Linked DNA regions of Homo sapiens: all the other regions are linked to region 3. Evidence: chromatin contacts called from ENCODE Hi-C or POLR2A ChIA-PET data. All regions are on one chromosome and are shown on one strand. The core of a region is the stretch at or near the end of the contact, and the rest is flanking DNA. Distances in the headings are between cores, read along the strand shown.

The links. Hi-C counts contacts between places; a loop is a spot of excess contacts on that map. ChIA-PET counts read pairs that join two places held with the same protein, here RNA polymerase II (POLR2A). Pooled maps may share reads with other maps.
Region 1: a loop to region 3 is called in a pooled map, with 4 times the contacts of the local background. The contact joins the enhancer-like site here to the promoter of ERCC1 in region 3. A Hi-C loop is called at or near these places in 11 of 168 maps with a recorded cell type or tissue (A673, CD4-positive, alpha-beta memory T cell, CD8-positive, alpha-beta T cell and 8 more), 8 of 37 single-sample maps with no recorded cell type and 22 of 50 pooled maps. POLR2A ChIA-PET finds 5 or more read pairs at or near these places in 6 of 52 experiments (A549, H1, HEK293T and 3 more).
Region 2: a loop to region 3 is called in a pooled map, with 4 times the contacts of the local background. The contact joins the promoter of APOC1 here to the promoter of ERCC1 in region 3. A Hi-C loop is called at or near these places in 1 of 50 pooled maps. POLR2A ChIA-PET finds 5 or more read pairs at or near these places in 2 of 52 experiments (GM12878 and WTC11).
Region 4: a pooled map shows a loop between it and region 3 (6-fold over the local background). The contact joins the promoter of RELB here to the promoter of ERCC1 in region 3. A Hi-C loop is called at or near these places in 1 of 37 single-sample maps with no recorded cell type and 4 of 50 pooled maps. POLR2A ChIA-PET finds 5 or more read pairs at or near these places in 1 of 52 experiments (HEK293T).

What each region holds. Positions count from the first base shown.
Region 1 is chr19:45,705,567-45,708,912 of GRCh38, reverse strand. No RefSeq gene overlaps it. Among named protein-coding and RNA genes, the nearest start is that of QPCTL, 15 kb to the right of the region's middle. RefSeq lists an enhancer at 1,754-1,983. Within about 2 kb of position 1,557, at least 7 of the 41 ENCODE cell types and tissues checked have a DNase peak (open chromatin) inside an H3K27ac peak, as active enhancers do; they include OCI-LY7, ascending aorta and gastrocnemius medialis, where a contact is called at or near this core.
Region 2 is chr19:44,912,669-44,916,028 of GRCh38, reverse strand. APOC1 (apolipoprotein C1) reads right to left here and starts at 1,421. Exons shown (of 4, transcript NM_001645.5): 1 at 1,296-1,421; 2 at 1,080-1,157. The coding sequence starts at 1,137. RefSeq lists enhancers at 350-1,107, 1,108-1,867, 2,626-3,360 and a promoter at 1,282-2,408.
Region 3 is chr19:45,422,231-45,425,267 of GRCh38, reverse strand. It overlaps ERCC1 (ERCC excision repair 1, endonuclease non-catalytic subunit), which reads left to right and starts at 1,351. Exons shown (of 10, transcript NM_001983.4): 1 at 1,351-1,487; 2 at 1,887-1,998. The coding sequence starts at 1,894. RefSeq lists enhancers at 623-917, 1,166-1,215, 1,276-1,365.
Region 4 is chr19:44,999,335-45,002,758 of GRCh38, reverse strand. It overlaps RELB (RELB proto-oncogene, NF-kB subunit), which reads right to left and starts at 1,295. Exons shown (of 12, transcript NM_006509.4): 1 at 1,074-1,295. The coding sequence starts at 1,179. RefSeq lists silencers at 462-741, 1,062-1,471.

The DNA.
Region 1 (3,346 bases), core at 308-2,807, 280 kb before region 3:
GAGCCGAGATTGCGCCACTGCACTCCAGCCTGGGAGACAGAGCAAGAATCCGCCTCAAAAAAAAAAAAAAAAAAAAAAGAATGATATGTGGGGCTCTGAAGCCACATTTGCTCTCAGGGTGTTTGCTGATGTGGACACACTGGGGTTTCCTACTTGGCAGCCTTACTGGAAGGAGCAGGCAAAAGTCAAGTCCAAAGCCAGCCCACAGTGAGCAACTGCAGGAACTGGGATTCCAGAGAGCTACAAGCTCAGGTAAGGATGACCCGGAAGACTGAAGAGGTATTCAAGAGGCAGAAATCAAATGAAAAAAAAAGAAAGATTCTGATAATCTGTGGTCACAGACTGGCCCTCGGCACAGGTTCGCAGCCAGGTTCACGTCCTGTGTGATACAGGGTACTTCTAGCTGACATGTCTGGCAGAAACAAACACAAGTCCACCTGTGGAAGGAACTGTCATCTAGAAGCCCCACAAATATTTTTGTTTGTTTGTTTTGAGATGCAGTTTCGCTCTTGTTGCCCAGGCTGGAGCGCAGTGGCGCGATCTCGGCACACTGCAACCTCTGCTTCCTGGGTTCAAGTGATTCTCCTGCCTCACCTGCCAAGTAGCTGGAACTACAGGTGCGCACCACCACACCTGGCTAATTTTTTGTATTTTTAGTAGAGACAAGGTTTCACCATGTTGGCCAGTCTGGTCTTGAACTCCTGACCCACCTTGGCCTCCCAAAGTGCTGGGATTACAGGTGTGAGCCACCACGCCTGGCTTTTTTTTTTTTTTTTTTTTTTTTTTTGGATATGGAGTCTCACTGTTGCCTAGGCTACGGTGCAGTGGCACAATCTCAGCTCACTGCAACCTCCGCCTCCCCGGTTCAAGCGATTCTACTGCCTAGGCTTCCCAAGTAGCTGGGATTACAGGGACCCACCACCACGCCCAGCAATTTTTTTTTTTTTTTTTTTTTTTTTTTGGTAGAGATGGGGTTTCACCATGTTGGCCAGGCTGGTCTTGAACTCTTGACCTCAAGCAGTCTGCCCGCCTTGGTCTCCCAAAGTGTTGGGATTACAGGTGTGAGCCACCGCACCCAGCCCACCACAAATAATTTTTCAGGTAATGAGTAGTACACAAATAACCAAACAAATGGAAATAATATGAATAAGAACCAGCAGAAACAACAAAAACACCCACATAGGCTTCACATGATGAAACTGTCAATCACAGATTATAATACAAAATTTATTTTAAACTGTTTAAAAATTTTAAAAGCTTGGAATTATCAGCAAGGAAGCCAAAACTAAAAAAAAAAAAAAAAAAAAAAATCAAAATGGCCTAGTAGGTAGGAAAGGGAAAAAAAACCCACTGACATAACTTTTACAAATGAAAAATGCAAGGCTGGGCACAGTGGCTCATGCCTGTAATCTCAGCACTTCGGGAGGCCGAGGCGGTGGATTGTGACATCAGGAATTTGAGACCAGCCTGGCCAATACAGTGAAACCCTGTCTCTACTAAAAATACAAAAATCAGCCGGGCGTGGTGGCGTGTGGCTGTAGTCCCAGCTACTCGGGAGGCTGAGGCAGAAGAATTGCTTGAGCCCGGGAGCCAGAGGTTGCACTGAACTGAGGTCGTGCCACTGCACTCCAGCCTGAGCGACAGAGCGAGACTCTGTCTAGAAAAAAAAAAAAAAAAGATAAAAGGGTTTGCTGGCTGCGGGAACTTGCCAGGCACCAGCAGCCTCATCTGTACAACAGGGCTAACAGTTCTTACCCCAGATTCAAGCCAAAAATCTGCATAAAGCAGATTAAAGTTAAAATTCTATGGATACTTTTTCTTAACAAATTTCATCTGGCACAAGTGTATTTTTTTTTTTGGTAGTGGTGGGGGTGTATTTGGGGTATTTTTATTTTTATTTTTTTGAGACAGGGTCTCATTCTGTCACCCAGGCCGGAGTGCAGTGACACAATCATAGCTGACTGTAACCTCAAACTCCTGGGCTCGGGAGATCCTCCTGCCTCAGCCTCCCAAGTAGCTGGGACCACAGGCACCATACTAGCTAATTTTAATTTTTTTTGTAGAGACAGGGTCTTTGTTGCCCAGGCTGGTCGGGAACTTCTGGGCTCAAACAGTCCTCCTGCCTCAACCTTCCAAAGGACTGGGATTACAGGGGTGAGTGACCGCACCCAGCCACAGGTACTTTTTGGAAGGGAGATAGGACATGGGGGTTGCGAGCACAGCTGTGAGTGAAAATTTGCACACCATACACAACTCGTTTGCAATTCTCAGTCTCAGCCACCTCACCTGCAAAATGAGAACTGAAATTGTACCTATTTCAGGATTTGTAGTCAGGGAGACTACATAGTTTTGTATATGTAAAAAAAAAAAGTTCTCATGGGCTGGGCACGGTGGCTCACGCCTGTAATCTCAGCACTTTGGGAGGCCAAGGCGGGTGGACACCTGAGGTCAGGAGTTCAAGACCAGCCTGGCCAACATGGCAAAACTCATCTCTACTAAATATGCAAAAATTGGCCAGGCATGGTGGCTCGATGCCTGTAATCTCAGCACTGTGGGAGGCCGAGGCAGGTGGATCACCTGAGGTTAGGAGTTCAAGACCAACCTGATCAACATGGTCCCATCTCTACTAAAAAGTACAAAAATTAGCAGGGCATGGTGGCAGGTGCCTGTATTCCCAGCTACTTGGGAGATTGAGGCAGGAGAATCGCTTGAACCCAGGAGGTGGAGTTTGTAGTGAGCTGAGATCTCGCCATTGTACTCCAGCCTGGGCGACAGAGTAAGACTCTCTCCCCCAAACCAAGAAAATACAAAAATTAGCTGGGCATGGTAGCACATGCCTGTAATCAGCTACTCCAGAGGCTGATGAAGAAGAATCGCTTGAACCCAGGAGGTGGAGGTTGCAGTGAGCCGAGATTGTGCCACTGCAACTCCAGCCTGGGTGACAAGAGCGAAACTCCATCTTAAAAAAAAAAAAAAGTTCTCATGATGCCTGGCACATAGTAGATGCTCAATAAATGTCAGCGAATGTGGAAGAACCTAAATTGAGGACCTATGTTTATCCTCTCATTTGATACCCCGAGTTTCAGCCCTGGAGCTGATTTGGAGGGCAGATGCTCACCTACACAGCGTAGGACTGCTTCCAGGTGCCATCTGTCTCAGGTTTTTCTTTTGAGTCGGTTTGCTGAGCAGCTGTGTATGCACCAAAGTGTCTCCTTAAGGACAGCGTGGGCCAGGCACGGTGGCTCACGCCTGTAATCCCAGCATTTTGGGAGGCCGAGACAGGCGGATCACGAGGTCAGGAGATCGAGACCATCTTGGCTAACACGGTGAAACCCTGTCTCTACTA
Region 2 (3,360 bases), core at 172-2,671, 510 kb after region 3:
AGTAGCTGGGATTACAGGTGTGCACCACCACACCCAGCTATTTTTGTTTTGTTTTGTTTTGAGACGGAGTCTTGCTGTGTCAGCCAGGCTGGAGTGCAGTGGTATGATCTCGGCTCACTGCAACCTCCGCCTCCCGGGTTCAAGTGATTCTCCTGCCTCAGCCTCCCGAGTAGCTGGGCCTACAGGCGCGTGCCTCCACACCTGGCTAATTTTTTTGTATTTTTAGTAGAGACGAAGTTTCACCATGTTGGCCAGGCTGGTTTCGAACTCCTGACCTCAAGTGATCTGCCCGCCTCGGCCTCCCAAAGTGCTGGGATTACAGGCATGAGCCACCCTGCCCGGCCAAAAATTTGTTATTGGAACCCCCTTAGGTTGGGATACCGGGATGGATAGAGATCCTTGGGGATCATGTGGTTAGAATGGGGAGGAATGGCCGGACGCGGTGGCTCACGCCTGTAATCCCAGCACTTTGGGAGGTCGAGGCAGGCGGATCACAAAGTCAGGAGATCGAGACCACGGTGAAACCCTGTCTCTACTGAAAATACAAAAAATTAGCCGGGCGCGGTGGCGGGCGCCTGTAGTCCTGCTGAGGCAGGAGAATGGCGTGAACCAGGGAGGCGGAGCTTGCAGTGAGCCGAGATCGCGCCACTGCACTCCAGCCTCGGCGACAGAGCGAGACTCCGTCTCAAGAGAAAAAAAAAAAAAAAAAAAAAGAATGGGGAGGAATACTGGAGTGACCTGGTGGGGCTCAAGCTGCTGGGAATTGCCTTACTCAGCACTGACCTCTCCCAGAGCCCCCCACCCAGCTTACCCACTTTCAAGGCTGTCGAAGCAGGACAGCCAATCCCAGAGGTGTGGGCCTCAATACGTCATCGGTTGCTAGTGCTCTCCTGCGCAGATTTGGCGCCTGCGGGACTGAGCCTGGGAGAACCTGGAGACCCACCCGACCACGATGAGGCAACCACGACCCAGAAGGGGCCCCGGAGCTCTCAGAGGTCCTCTAAGCCGGGACCCCAGGCCTGTAGCCACCTTCACTCTTCCAAATCTCCAACTCCGCAATTCTCCCATCCCACTTTTACCTTCCAAGACGATCGACAGAACCACCACCAGGACCGGGAGCGACAGGAAGAGCCTCATGGCGAGGCCGGAGGGGCACTCTGGAGGCAGAGGCAGGGGTTCAGGGGATCAGTGGCACCCTCCTCCCTCCCTACCTCCCTCCCACGATCCCCTCATCTCCCTTTTTGAGTTTCTTGCAGAGTGTAGGCGGGTGTCCCTCCCAGGCACTCAGCACCAACCTGAATCCTTGCTGGAGGGCTTGGTTGGGAGGTCCTGTCCTGCCCGCAGGACCTTTATCAGGCTGGGGAGGGGGCGGGGCAGGTTGATGTTGATCTCCCTCCTCCTGAGCCTTCCCCTGACCGCCTGCCTCCCTCTGTCCACCCACGTTTTTCTCCTCTGCCCCTGTCCCGTGAGCGTTGGGGTCAGGTGGGGTCCCGGGCACTTCCCTTAGCCCCAAAGCCCCTCCCCGTTCAGCACTCTCACCTCTCAATCTTCCTGACTCTGTGGGGTCCTCAGACCACCTTAGTCCCTTTCCCCACTCAGAATGTAGCAGGAGGAGCCGCAGACAAAATTCCTCAGACGCTGAGTTAAGGAAGGGGTTTATTCGTTCGGGGAATGGGCAAGATTCCTGTCTCAAGAGCCGAGCTCCCCGAGTGAGCAATCCCTGTTCCTTTTAAGGGCTCACAACTCTAAGTGGGTGCACGTGAGAGGGTCGTGATCGATTGAACAAGCAGGGGATGCGTGACTGGGGGCTGCATGCACCGGTAATTAGATCGGAACAAAACAGAATAGGGATTTTCACAGTGCTTTTCTATACAATGTCTGTAATCTATAGATAACCTAACGGATTAGGTCAGGGGTCAATCTTTAACCACCAGGCCCAGGGTGTGGCGCGGGCTGTCTGCTTGTGGATTTCATTTCTGCCTTTTAGTTTTTACTTTTTCTTTCTTTGGAGGCAGAAATTGGGCATAAGACAATATGAGGGGTGGTCTCCTCCCTTAAGAAGACAGCCTTGTCCTGTCCCTGTGGCCATCTTCCCTCAGGGGTCTCCCAGTAATAACCCTGTGATCTCATCCCCCCCTCATTCACACCGTGTCCCTAGATCACCTCTTTCCCTCACTTCCCCTCTCTCAGCAAGCCTCCTCAGCCCCAACAACTTTTCCTTTATGTTGCTGGGTCTCCCAGTTGGCCCGGCGCTCCTACCCTGCGTGCCACCTCCAATTTATTCCAGACCAGCCCTTGAAGCACCCCAGACCACCGTGATATTCTCTGGGCTCTTAACTTCATGGTTCTCAGTCTCCCTTTTTTGGGAGGGGAACGGGTCGCCTTAGCTGGATGACACTGCAAAAACCTCACCTGCATTAGCCAGGCATGGTGGCTCATGCCTGTAATCCCAGCACTTTGGGAAGCTGAAGAGGGAGGATCACTTGAGCCTGGGAGTTCGAGACCAGCCTGGGCAATATAGGGAGACCTCATCTCTACAAAAAAGTTCAAAAATTAGCCGAGCGTGGTGGCGCATGCCTGTAGTCCCAGCTACTCAAGAGGCTGAGGTAGGAAGATTGCTTGAGCCCAGGAGTTCGAGGCTGCAGTGAGCTGTGATTGTGCCACTGCACTCCAGCCTGGTGGGACAGAGACCCCATCTCAAAAAATTAAAACCCTCAGCTGCAAAGCTCTGCGTGTATGTCCCTTCTTCCCTTCCACCGGGCCTCACCCCCTTTGGCTGGCTACCTCCCCCAAACACTCTATCTGCTTTTATTCACCCTCTGACGCCCCTCCTGGCACCAAGCCTGCTTCCCACCATCACTACATCCGTCCCCCAAGGCTGGAGTCCAATGCCTTCCCCACCAGCTGCCTTTGACCGCCAGTGACCCTGGCAGCTGGTGGGGAGGGTGTCCTCCGCCTAGCCTCAGACTCTAGGTTGGCTGGCCTTGTGCCCCCGCAACCACGTGTCAGCCTGGCAGTAGGGGGATGGTTGTGAAAAGGACAGCATAGACAAGACCCTGGCAGGATTGCAACATCCCTCTGGCCAGCTCAGAGCTTCCAGTCCCTGTCAGCCCCAGGGGCCCCCCTACTTCCCCAACTAAGCCCAGCACCCCCCAAACATCCACCCAGATGTCTGCTTCCCAGACCCCACAAGAATAGCATAACAATGCTCCTGCTTTTCCAACCTCATCCTCCCCTCTGCTATAGGGGTTTCTCTTTAATAGATGGGGAAACTGTCGCATAACCAAGAACATCCAGTAGGGCTCAGCGAGGGGCAAAGATGGGGGCTACTGGCTGGTTGCAGTGGCTCACGCCTGTATT
Region 3 (3,037 bases), core at 102-2,601:
TCTTTTACGTAGATAAAAGAAATGATAGAATATATCATTATAGCCGTGCACTGTAATCCCAGCACTTTGGGAGGTCACAAAGTGACCTCAGGATCAGCTGAGGTCAGGAGTTTGAGACCAGCCTGGCCAACATGGTGAAACCCCGTCTCTACTAAAAATACAAAAAAAAAAAAAAAAAAAAAAAATTAGCCGGGCATGGTGGCACATGCCTGTAATCCCAGCTACTAAGGAGGCAGGAGAATCGCTTGAACCCGGGAGGGGGAGGTGCAGTGAACTGAGATCGCGCCATTGCACTCCAGCCTGGGTAATAAGAGCGAAACTCCGTCTCGAAAAAAAAAAAAAAAAGAAAAAAAAGAATTTATCATTATGACCCTGGGTTATGGCAGGGCTCTTAACACACCAAAAGCAAAAGTCAGAACGGAACAGATTGATAAATAGTTGCGCATAAACACAAATAACTTCTGTGCCAAAAATAACTAAAGTTAAAGCCCAAAGTAGAAACTAGGAGGAAATGTTTGCAATATGGGTAACTAAGGATTAGAATCAGAATCCATAAAGTACCCCTAGAAATTAATAGTAATAAAAAAGCCATACAACCCATTTTAAAAATGGACAAGGAATATGAGCAAGCAATTCACAGAAGACAAAATTTACAAGACCAATACTTTCACAAAAAACATTCCATTTCCTTAGTAATCAGAGAGCTGCAAGTTAGAACAGTGTGATACTATCCTTTCAGGAAGTGACTAATACTAACTCATCAGCCAGGCCCCTGCTCAGATGTCCCTTCCTCCAGGAAGCCCTTCCGGACTCCGGGGCTGAGTCAGGCGCTCCCCCTGACCCCCATCCCACGGCTCTCCCGGGATCTCCCATCCCAGACCTGCCCATTCTGGGTCAGCACTGGGAACGTGTCTGTGTCCCTTACTGAACCGTAAGCTCCGGGAGGACAACACGGGGCTGTCGTTGGTCACTGCTGTGTCACCAGCACGGACTCGCACAGGACCGGGAAGAGAGGAAGCGCGTGGGGGGAATAGGTGTGGAATAAATGAATGAATGAGGAAACTGAAGCCAAGTCAATGTCTGAGTTGGATTCAAACTTAAGTCTCTCCTTACTGAGAGGAGGGACCAAGTTGGATCTCCTGCGATCTGTTCTCCACTGAGCCCTGCCAGGATTCTGGGCACACAGAAGCGCTCAGTAAGGGCTTTGAAACTTAACAGTTTGGGAGCCAGATCCTCAGGCCACATCTCTCTCCTCCCACGACCTCCGCGGTCCTCCAGAACCATAGAGAGTTGTACAGAGATCGCCCTGCTCTATGCTCTACTCTCCTGGGGAGCGGGGCCAGAGAGGCCGGAAGTGCTGCGAGCCCTGGGCCACGCTGGCCGTGCTGGCAGTGGGCCGCCTCGATCCCTCTGCAGTCTTTCCCTTGAGGCTCCAAGACCAGCAGGTGAGGCCTCGCGGCGCTGAAACCGTGAGGCCCGGACCACAGGTGCGGGAGGCGGAGACTGCGGGTGGAGATTGGCGCCGCGGAAGCCAATCATTGCCGAGTCTGAGAGATGGACAAGGCCAGGCGTGGGGAGGGCGTCCAGATGCTAGCCTCGGGGGCCGGACGAACGGAAGGCGGGGGATGGTGGGGACGGAGCCAATAGAATCCGGTGGGGGCGAGGGGCGGAGCGATGGGACTTGTGGACCTGTAAGGGGCGGGGCGAGCCGAAGGTGGAGGTCAAAGGGGCGTGGCGTTACAGAGCCTCTAGCGCTGGGTGTTGGGGACCTGACGCTATGGAGCTCTCGGAGTTTTGTGGGGGACGGCTGTGAGTGGGGGGTTCCTGCTGCGGGATGAGAACGTAGACGCCAGTGGCTCACTCGCTCCTGGCACCTTCCCTTTCAGGCTCCAGATGGACCCTGGGAAGGACAAAGAGGGGGTGCCCCAGCCCTCAGGGCCGCCAGCAAGGAAGAAATTTGTGATACCCCTCGACGAGGATGAGGTCCCTCCTGGAGTGGTAGGACAAGGAGATGCGGGGCCCCTGGGAGGCTGGGGGCTGTTAGGACGAAGAGGATAGGATGGGGCCTGTGGGACCAGGGTGTGGGTTAGTGGATTTGGGGGCCACGGACGACTTGGGGAAACAGTCCTTGGTCCTCCCCAGGTCCCAGTTTCCCCATCTGTGAAATGGATGGGTGGTTCTAAGAGAGGGCTAAGGCAGAGGCCAGACACTGGCATTCAGCAGGTAGCCCCTGATGTGTTTTACGAGGCCAGCACCCTGATTTTTCAAGACATGAATTTATTGCTCGTGTTTAAGAATCGCCAGGTTTTGCAATCTTAAAAAAATCTACACTTTAGACATATTTTGGTAAATGGAAGGACCTGGCAATATTGAAATCTCCTTCCCAAGGGAAAACAATCGACGGGTGATGAGCATTGGCTATGAAGAAAAGGAAAGTGGGCTAAGGATGTAGGGCATGATGGGGGAGAGGACCTTCCTACTCTATTTATTTATTTATTTATTTATTTTTTTGAGACAGAGTCTCGCTCTTTTGCCCAGGCTGGAGTGCACTGGCACCATCTCGGCTCACTGCAACCTCTGCCTCCTGGGTTCAAGCGATTCTCCTGCCTCAGCCTCCCGAGTAACTGGGATTACAGGAGCGCGCCTGGCTAATTTTTGTATTTTTAGTAGAGACGGGTTTCACCATGTTGGTCAGGCTGGTCTCGAACCTCAAGTGATCCGCCCACCTCGGCCTCCCAAAGTGCTGGGATGTACAGGCATGAGCCACCATGCCTGGCCCCTTCCTACTTTAGATAGGAAGGTCAAGGGAGGGCCTCTCTGAGGAGGTGACATCTTGGTAGAGACGTGAAAGAGGTGAGGGAGTGAGCCATGGCGACATCTGGGGTAGAGGGAACAGCCAGTGCCAAAGCCCTGAGGTCAGAGAGAGCCTGCCGTGTTCAAGGGCAGAACGAAGTCTGGTGGGGCTGGAGTAGAGAAAGCAAGGAGAAGTGGTAGAAGGTGTAGTTTCTGAGGCAAGGAGCAGGGACAGATCTAGAGC
Region 4 (3,424 bases), core at 46-2,545, 420 kb after region 3:
GTGGTTCGCCCCACCCTTCATCACACTCAGGGCCCGCTCCTTTTCTCCCTTAAAGTTGGGCCTGGAGGGGACCCCATCTCAATCTCAGTTTAAAAAGTCCCCATCCCGCTGGGCACAAGGGCTCACACCTGTAATCCCAGCACTTTGAGAGGCCGAGGCGTGCGGATCACCTGAGGTCAGAAGTTCGAGGCCAGTCTGACCAGCATGGTGAAACCCCGTCTCTAGTAAAACTACAAAAATTAGCCGGGTGTGGTGGCGGGCACCTGTAATTCCAGCTACTCGGGGGGCTGAGGCAGGAGAACTGCTTGAGCCCGGGAGGCAGAGGTTGCAGTGAGCCTAGATCGTGCCACTGCACTCCAGCCTGGGCGACAGAGCGAGACTCCATCTCAAAAGAAAAAAACAAAAAACAAACAAAAAAAAACATCCTCCTGTCAGGGTCAGACCACTTTTAATTTTTTCAATGTCAAGGCTCCGCTTCTCCGTCTGGAGGCAAGCCCCACCCCCTCCTCATTCTCTGTGTCGGGCCCCGCCCTGCTTTTTTGGGTAACAGGCCCTTCCCCTCCACTCGGCCAGAGTCAGGCCCCGCCCCTTCCCCTTCTTTCGGCCAACTCAGGCCCCGCCCCCTTCCTGCCCTCACGGCCAGGCCCCGCCCCCTCACCCCTCAGCGTAGGGCCCTGCTTCCTTTTTTGAGTCAGGCCCGGCCCTCTTCTCATAGTCCGGGTCGGATCCCGCCCCTCTTCTCCCTCTCTGGGCCCGGCCCCGCCCCGATACCGCCCAAGAGCAGCTTTCGCTCCGCCTTCTCTGAGTCAGGCCACGCCCCCTTCTTTGCCTCAGGGTCAGGCCCCGCCCCCTCTCACTCTACAGCGGGACGCCTCGCTCGAACCTCGGGCCGTACCCCCTCATCACCCTCTGCCTTCTTCCTACGCCCTAATACAGTGTCTCAGGAACCCTCACTCTGCCCCCGCGAAACCCTTAGACTCCCATAGGAACCCCCAGACTACTCCGGGACCGCCAGAATCCCCGCATCTCCAGCCCCGCCCCAGACCCCTCTCCTGAACCCCAGCCCCGCTTACCTAAGGCCCCCAGCTCCGGCGCAGCCGGCGGTCTGGCGACGCGGCGACTCGGCATGGCCCGGCCAGTGGGGACGGACGGCCCAGAGGCTGGCCCAGACCGAAGCATGCACGCGGGCCGGCCGGGCGGCCGGGAGGCACGGTCTGGTGGACGATCGCGGGTCGGACGAGCGGCGCAAGGGCTGGGGCCGCAGGCCGGGCAGGACGCGCGGCGCCCGGGGCTGCGCGGGGCGCGGGGCCGGGCCGGGCGGGCGGCGGGCGGGGGCGGGGCGGCGGAATTCCCCGGCGCCGCCGGCCTGCGCGCCCATTGGTCTGCACCCCGCCGTGACGTCACGCCTGGGGAACGGGAAAACCCCCACGCGTCACGTGATCGCGGGGGCGGGGCCGGCCGGGAAAGGGAGGCTGGGCGCTCAGGAGGGGTTGGGCAGGCGTCGCTGCCCATTGCTCTGGACGAGACAACTGAGGCCTGCTTAGAGCCATCACGCCTTACCCATTGAGCAAGCCGGCAAACTGAGCCGCTCCCCGCTTTGGTCTCCCAGTGGGACTTGAACCTGCCGTTTCTCAGGCTGGAAGGGGAGCTTCAGGATCGAGAGGTTGGCAGGGCTCTACACCTGCCATCCATAATAATATTTCGGAAACCTCCAAGGTCTCGCTACACCTCAGTTTCCTCAACCGTAAATTGAGGATGAAGATATTTAAGGAACGTTTAAAGCTAGCGTGTCAGCTTCAGAATTTATGTTTTGTGCGTTGTTGTAACCCCAACGCCTAGACCAGCGCCTGGAACACCGTAGGTGCCCAATAAATGTTTATTGGAGGCCGGGCGCGGTGGTTCATGCCTGTAATCTCAGCACTTTGGGAGGCCGAGGCAGGCACATCACGAGGTCAGGATTTCGAGACCAGCCTGACCGACATGGTGAAATCCCATCTCTACTAAAAATACAAAAATTAGCTGGGCGTGTTGGTGTGCGCCTGTAATGCCAGCTACTCCGGAGGCTGAGGCAGGAGAATAGCTTGAACCTGGGAGGCGGAGGTTGCAGTGAGCTGAGATCGTGCCACTGCACTCCAGCCTGGGCAACAGAGCGAGACTCCCATCTCAAAAAAAAAAAAGTTTATTGGATGAATGCATGGATGTTTTATTTATTGGTTTGTTCCTCCCTGCAGCCCCTGAAAGTTACCCATAAATAGCCCAGACCACTTTGAGCTCAAAAGCTCAGTTATTCAGTCTGCGAATGGCAGCAGTGTAGCCTCCGTATACATCCTGAGCTGTGTGCCTAAACCCTGAGCTCATCCCTATCACCAGCGCCAGAAGCATATGATAGGATTATTGCAGAAGGGACTCAGGCTGAAAGAGGGGCAGCCATTTGGCTAGATCACATTCCTAAGCCTCTCATATTCCTGAGAACGACTAGGTGATCTATTAGGTTCTAAGTTGGATGCCAGGCGCTCTCAGACCACAGATGCAGGGTTTGTTGTCTTTCCTTTGCTTGTATAAAATTTGGGTGTTCTGGCTAGGCACGGTGGCTCACACCTGTAACCCCAATACTTTGGGAGGCCGAGGCAGGAGGATTGCTTGAGCCTGGGAGGTTGAGGCTGCAGTGAGCTGTGATGACGCTATTGCACTCCAGCCTGGGTGACAGAGTGAGACCTTGTCTCAAAAAGAAAAAGAAATAACTCTGTAAGTTGAATGTTCACAACAATTGTGTGAAGTATATGGTGTTATTGATCCCCACATAGCAGATGAGAAAACTGAAACCCGGCAAAATTAATTTCTCCAAGGTCACACAAATTAATAGACACAAATATTTAAAACACAAAATTCTTAGAACAGGGCCTGGCACATGTGGGTGCTATATACAAATGTGAACTTTTTTTTTTTTTTTGAGGCAGGGTGTCACTCTGTCACCGAGGTTGGAGTGCAGTGGCAGGAACATGGTTCACCACAGCCTCAACCTCCTGGACTAAGGGGATCCTCTCACCTCAGCCTCCAGAGTAGCTGGGACTACAGGCACACACCACCGCATCCGGCTAATGTTTTCTTTTCTTTTCTTTCTTTTTTTTTTTGAGAGATGGAGTCTCGCTCTGTCACCCAGGCTGCAGTGCAGTGGTGCGATCTCAGCTCACTGCAATCTCTGCCTCCCGGGTTCAAGCGATTCTCCTGCCTCAGCTTCCCAAGTAGCTGGGACTACAGGCATGAGCCACTGCGCCCAGCCTGTTTTCTATTTTTGTAGAGAGAGGATCTGTTGCTTAGGCTGAGCCAGTGCACCTGGCCAAAGGGCAACTAACTATTAACATCATTTTATTTAATACTCATGACCGTCCTATTATTAGACCCACTTTACAGACGGGAAACTGAA